Regions from separate parts of the Mus musculus genome. Here region 2 is linked to region 1. Evidence: chromatin contacts called from ENCODE Hi-C or POLR2A ChIA-PET data. All regions are on one chromosome and are shown on one strand. Each heading gives the region's core, a stretch centred on a gene start or an enhancer-like site at or near the end of the contact. The rest is flanking DNA. Distances are from core to core; before and after follow the strand shown.

Region 1 (2,700 bases), core at 50-2,549:
TTTAAGTTCCTTCCGGGAGCTGACATCTCTCTCAGCCCAGTTGTGAGCTGGCCTAAGGAGCCTGAGCTGGCAGTCCCGATGGTAACTCCAGCAAAGGCGCATTATTTATCCTGGCTGCTGCTGTAATTGATACAGAGATGTATTCAATACAGCTCGCCAATAGTCTGGAAGACCTCGGGCTGGAAAATAAACAGCTCCATGTGAACGGTCCTTTCCAATTCTGGTTCTAGCTGCCGGCTCAGCATGTGTGCAACTTGAACCGAGGCCCCAATCAGCCCAGGCTCTGCCCTGCCACCTGTCAGTTCTCCACCCTGGGGGTTGGTTCAGGAGGCAGAGAGGGATCTCCAAGCACTAGCTTAACCTCTGGCTCCACCTAACGGCAAGACATCTACACCCCCCTTTCATAGATGGACAAACTGAGCTTCGTTCAGGAAGATGCTCAAAAAAAAAAAAAAAAAAAAAAATCCGCACTCGGAGGAGGCTAATTGGCATAGGAAGGTAACGGTCACCTATTTAGCTTCCCAAGCTACAATCTTCTTCTCTAGCCTTCCTACAGAAGGGAGAGTACTGTGAACTTTCTAAGTTAGCATCTTAGATCTCGCCAGCCCTTTGTCTGCAAAATAGGGTTTCACACACGTTCTTCAAACAATCTCAGATGAGTGAGTCATTAGAACGTTTGCTGAATAATGAAGAACACAGAGGACTGAGATGGAGCTGATAGACAGGAACAAATGGTGCCTAGCTTCCCCCTCCGAACCTAGCCGAACATCATTCATCCTCTCTGACCTTTGCGAGCTTCCCCATCACTTTTATTCGGTTAAGACACTTCTGCGAGGGGTGGGGGAAGCTACGTGGCGGGCTGGGCTTGCCTGGAGACGGTCTGCGCTCACCTTTAAATCAGGAGGCTTGCTTCGGGGACCCGGGTTGGGTGCCACCGCAGCGCCAGCATCTGAAGTTGGCCCGCCAGCGGAGTTAGCACTCGAGGCCTCCCCATGCCGGAGGTCCGCGCCTGGCAGAAGGCAAGCAGCGTCTTCCATCCCAGCCCCATCCTCCTCGCCCTGCTGTTGCTGCAGCTCGTCCGATTTGCACCTCTTCATGGTGTAAGTGGGTCGGCAAGGGGAATCTGTCCTTCTAGCGTGCTATCTTGGGGAGAGACCGCACCCCCCTCTTGCACTCAAAAGACCTGGGGTTTAAATTATGGACGAGGGGAGTAGGCAGATCACGAGTTCTTGAATTTAAGAAATTATCTTTTTAAAGGAGGATGAGGGAGGGGCGAAGAGGGGGAGCCTTAGGATAGTTCATTCCGACCTGGGGAGCGGAGGCAGGTCGCGGGCGAAGCCGGGCTGCAGCGGTCCTTAGGCAGTCACTGGCGCGGGAGGGGGGCCGCTCCCGACCCCCAAACTTTCTGCCTCAGGGCCCCGCAGGGCGGCGGGGAGCTGGACCACACCGCGCATCCCCGCCCGCAGGCCGGACTGCTGGGCCAGGCAGGGCACGCGGGAGCCGGCCGGGCGGGTCCCATAGGGCCGCCCTGGGCACCCGGCCCCGCCGCCGCCCGCCGCCCGCCGCCGCCCCGCATGGGCCTGCCTCCTCCCGCCCCGCGCCCCGCTCCTCGTCAGCAGCCGCGCAAGGCTGCGGCCACAGCCCGCCGCGAGCGCGGCCTACCCCGCCCGGGCCTCCGCCCGCCAGCGCCAGGGCGAGGCGAGCGCAGATGGCGCCGCCCGCCAATGGGAAGGCCGGAGGGCTGCGCAACGGCGCGCGGACACCGCTGTAGGCTTGGTTGCACCGCGCGTCCCCCGGGAGGGTCTGGAGGGCTGAGGCTGTGTTGGAGCTCAGCTCTGTGCCGGCTTTGGAGCCACCTCTCCCAGGCTAGGCCTTCACGATCACCCCGCCCATTCGCTTTGTTGGGGGACACATTAAGTGTTTATCATCACTCCCCTAACTCTGCACCTTATATTATATGCATCCCTTCAGTTAGAGACAAGCTAGTCCCTTCTAGAATAGGTGGTTTGGGTCGCAAACCCATGCCTACCTTCATAGCTACAAAAGCAAAGGAGAGGGACTGTTCTGCTACATCCCCTCTTTCTCTGTTTTAAATACACATCTCATAAGAACGCAGGCTTTATGTTTAGAAACTCAGTGCCCAAATACATGCTCACCAGAAGCAGCTTTTTAAAAGGAATGGGTATTAATGGTAGGTATTAATGATATGTACTGAAGACTGGAAAAAGAATGTTACATTTGCCCCATACTATTGCTAAGCAGTTTGGAAGATGAGAGCAGATGGAGCTACCAAAAAATGGAGAGTAGTAGTATTCTACTCTATTAATTCCTATTCGTTCTGCAAACTGTATGCCTTCTTTGGCATGGATGGGTTGCCCTTATTCAGCATCCAGTAGTTCTTAAGGCATAGACTGGACCCTGCATCATCACCATCGTAGTCATCATCATCATCACCACCACCAGGGAACCAGACAGAAATACGAATTCCTGGATACAACTAAATCAGAAGTCATGGACCCAAAGATCCATGTTTCACAAGCCCGTCGGGTAATTCTCACACAAGGTAACATCTGAGAAACACAGGCCTGGGCTACTGTAAAAGGCTGCGCCTCCCCCTGTGAGTCACAGAGCTTTCTCTGAAGGATTTTACAGTTTGCCAGTCTCTTTCACACTCACCAAACCCTTCTTGCCTCACTTCGG
Region 2 (2,730 bases), core at 7-2,506, 41 kb after region 1:
TCAAGTACTTTGAGATGAGGCAAATAACCTCTAGATCAATGTATAAAAAGAGATGAAAAATACCGTCTAGAGCAGATCCACAGGACAGCCTACTCCTTTGTTTGCACTTCTTCCTCCTAACTTGCAGTCTTTATTAGAAGGAAATTCAGTCAAGGTAACTCTGTATTTAAGAACAACCACCATGAAGAAAGACAGAGAGATTAAAGCCTTGGTTTGCACTTAGGACAATTTGATTTGAATTTTCCTGCAGTCAGAGTTGGCAGGGTTAATGTGCGCCAGCTGCGAAGCCTGCTGCTGCCTTCTGGCAGCCCATATGCAGATGCTGCTGTATTAATTACCAGAGAAAACCTGATTAACTCACAAGTCCTATAACTGTCTGCCAGGTGCCTGCTGCAACTCGGAAGCAGGTTGCCTTCCTCCCTCCAATGTCAGGCACAGCTTTTGATCTGTTCTTTAGAGATATGCTAAGACTATATTGTAGGTCCTTAGAGCCCCTGGCTAGTCTAGTCACCTTTGATCTGTGTTTAATAGTTCAGGAAGAGCTTTCATAATTAAATTTACGCACAACTTAAAAATAAAAACAGCCAGACATGGTGACACCGGGCTTAGGAATTAGAGGCAGGTGGATCTCTGAGTTCCAGGCCAGCCTTAACTACTTAGTGTCCAGGTTAGCCAAGGCTACATATTCTGAAACTGTAATAGCAACAGCCAGCAGACCAGTTAAAACTAGAATTTAAAATTGGAAAGAGTGGAGCTGGAGAGATGGCGCAGCGGTTAAGAGTACTGACTGCTCTTCCCAAGGTCCTGAGTTCAAATCCCAGCAACCACATGCTGGCTCACAACCATCTGTAATGAGATCTGATGGCCTTTCTTGTGTGTCTGAAGACAGCTACAGTGTACTTAGACATAATAATAAGTAAATAAATCTTTTTTAAAAATTGGAGTGTTAAAGATGGTCTGACTCTCAGTTCATAGATGAGCAGTGTGAGGATCAGACATCAGACACCCCGCCCCCCAGGGCTGCTCCCTGTGCCAGCTATGCTCTTTTCCAGGGAAGGAAGATGATCGCATCTGTTTTCAGCTTCATTTCTATCATGCACTTATTCAAATCTCACAGACAGCTTAGAGAGCCGTGGAAAAGCTTCATTCGAGAAGGAGAGGGCTTGGATAGTGTTATGTTGAACACCAAGAGACAGCAGTGCCCATGCTAAGGGCCTTCGCAGCTCAGTAGGTTGCACATGGAACCCTGGCAGAGTGCCTGGCAATGGGAGGCAGACCTGGGCTCAAGCTCAGCCCCCGTGCCATTGCACTCGTCTTGGCTGCTTTGACTGTTTGCTTCTGCAGACTATTTCTGTAGGCGAGCTGGAGCACAGGAAGGTGATGATTTAGGTCGGATGAATAATGGGGTGTGTCCCTGCGGTTGGGCTGATGCAGCAGGCTTTATTGGCTTTTCTGTCGCTGATAGTTTGTGTCAGAGGTGTTGTCCTGAAAGGGGCTCCATTGGCTTCATTATCCACTCTGCTAGAGGGAGCAGCAGTGTTAGAACTCACTGAGGGCTGTCAGTTTGCTTTCCTTATAAAACAGCTTCTATGATAGGAACGGCAAGGCCGTCAGTTGGACAGACACTTGTCACTTAAGTGAGAGTCTGGCGAGGGCCAGGAAAAAGGAGGAGACCAGGATCTGTAGGCGAGAGTGAAGGCAGGCTAGCTGACGAACTCTTCAAATTCTGCAGTTGTTTTCTTCACAGCAACTCTCTGTGGAAAGATGGGGTGTTTTAGGAGTGCTGCCCTTTGCAAATGTAATAGAGTCACTTTTGTAGACAACTCTTTACAACCAATGAATTCTGACATGGAACAAATAGACAACTTTCAAACACTGTCAGTCATTGTGTTGGGTGCTGAGGATGCAGAGAATTGGGAAATTTCTTCATGGTTTGATTCTTAGAAACAGTAATAGAAGAACCTCTGCTCTGTATGATATACGTTATGATATAAGGTGAATGAAGGTACGTGGGACTCAAGACTTGCCCATTGTCCTTTCCCAAGTGGTCACTCAGAGAAGTGTTTGTGCTTTCCTGCTTTAAGTGTATGCCAGGGATTAGACCAGCAAGTAGTCTGGTATTCACTCTTGTACTTACTAAATACCTTGCACAGAAATGGGCACTCAGGGAACGCTCTCTACATTTCTAGAGGTGCCCATCTCTTTCCCACGAGAGTAGATTTCTTGTTTTAGTGTTGCTGACAGATGTACTGAGGCCAAGTGCTGCATTCGTAGATAGGCATGGGACAGAAGACCATAATGAATGTAGAGAGGGACAGACCTCTTAAACTTTTCTGGTGATGTCACTTGTGGAAGATAGGGAGCAGGAGACAGGTACATTGTGAAGTGGAACTACCTTTTCAGTGAGTCAGGCCTCTTGCTTGTTGCTTCAGGACTAAAACAGCCCACAGATGGTTTGATGTAATATCTTGTTAGGTGACTAAGGCAAGTAGTCTCTCAGTATTACCACCTTAAGCGTAGCTGTCGGCAGATCCCGCAGCTGAAGCAGCGTGAGAGTGGTGAATACTTGCTTGAGCATTTCCAGGAACCAACGCCATATTCTTTCCCAAACAGGCTTTCAAACGCTTTGGTCTCTATAATACTCCTGAAATCTGTTTGAGGAAGTGAGCCCTTTAGATTAATGGTGGTATCCTCAAAGGAGATTATTTTTAAGATAACATCTCTTAGATT

What was found. Hi-C counts contacts between places; a loop is a spot of excess contacts on that map. ChIA-PET counts read pairs that join two places held with the same protein, here RNA polymerase II (POLR2A).
Region 2: a map of left cerebral cortex shows a loop between it and region 1 (1.9-fold over the local background). The contact joins the enhancer-like site here to the promoter of Tmcc2 in region 1. A Hi-C loop is called at or near these places in 2 of 37 maps with a recorded cell type or tissue (gastrocnemius and left cerebral cortex). POLR2A ChIA-PET finds 5 or more read pairs at or near these places in 2 of 5 experiments (both embryonic stem cell).

What each region holds. Positions count from the first base shown.
Region 1 is chr1:132,390,087-132,392,786 of GRCm38, forward strand. Tmcc2 (transmembrane and coiled-coil domains 2) reads right to left here and starts at 1,300. Exons shown (of 5, transcript NM_178874.3): 1 at 891-1,300. The coding sequence starts at 1,097.
Region 2 is chr1:132,430,660-132,433,389 of GRCm38, forward strand. All of the region lies in intron 1 of Dstyk (dual serine/threonine and tyrosine protein kinase), which reads left to right. Among named protein-coding and RNA genes, the nearest start is that of Dstyk, 15 kb to the left of the region's middle. Within about 2 kb of position 1,257, at least 1 of the 3 ENCODE cell types and tissues checked has a DNase peak (open chromatin) inside an H3K27ac peak, as active enhancers do; it is gastrocnemius, where a contact is called at or near this core.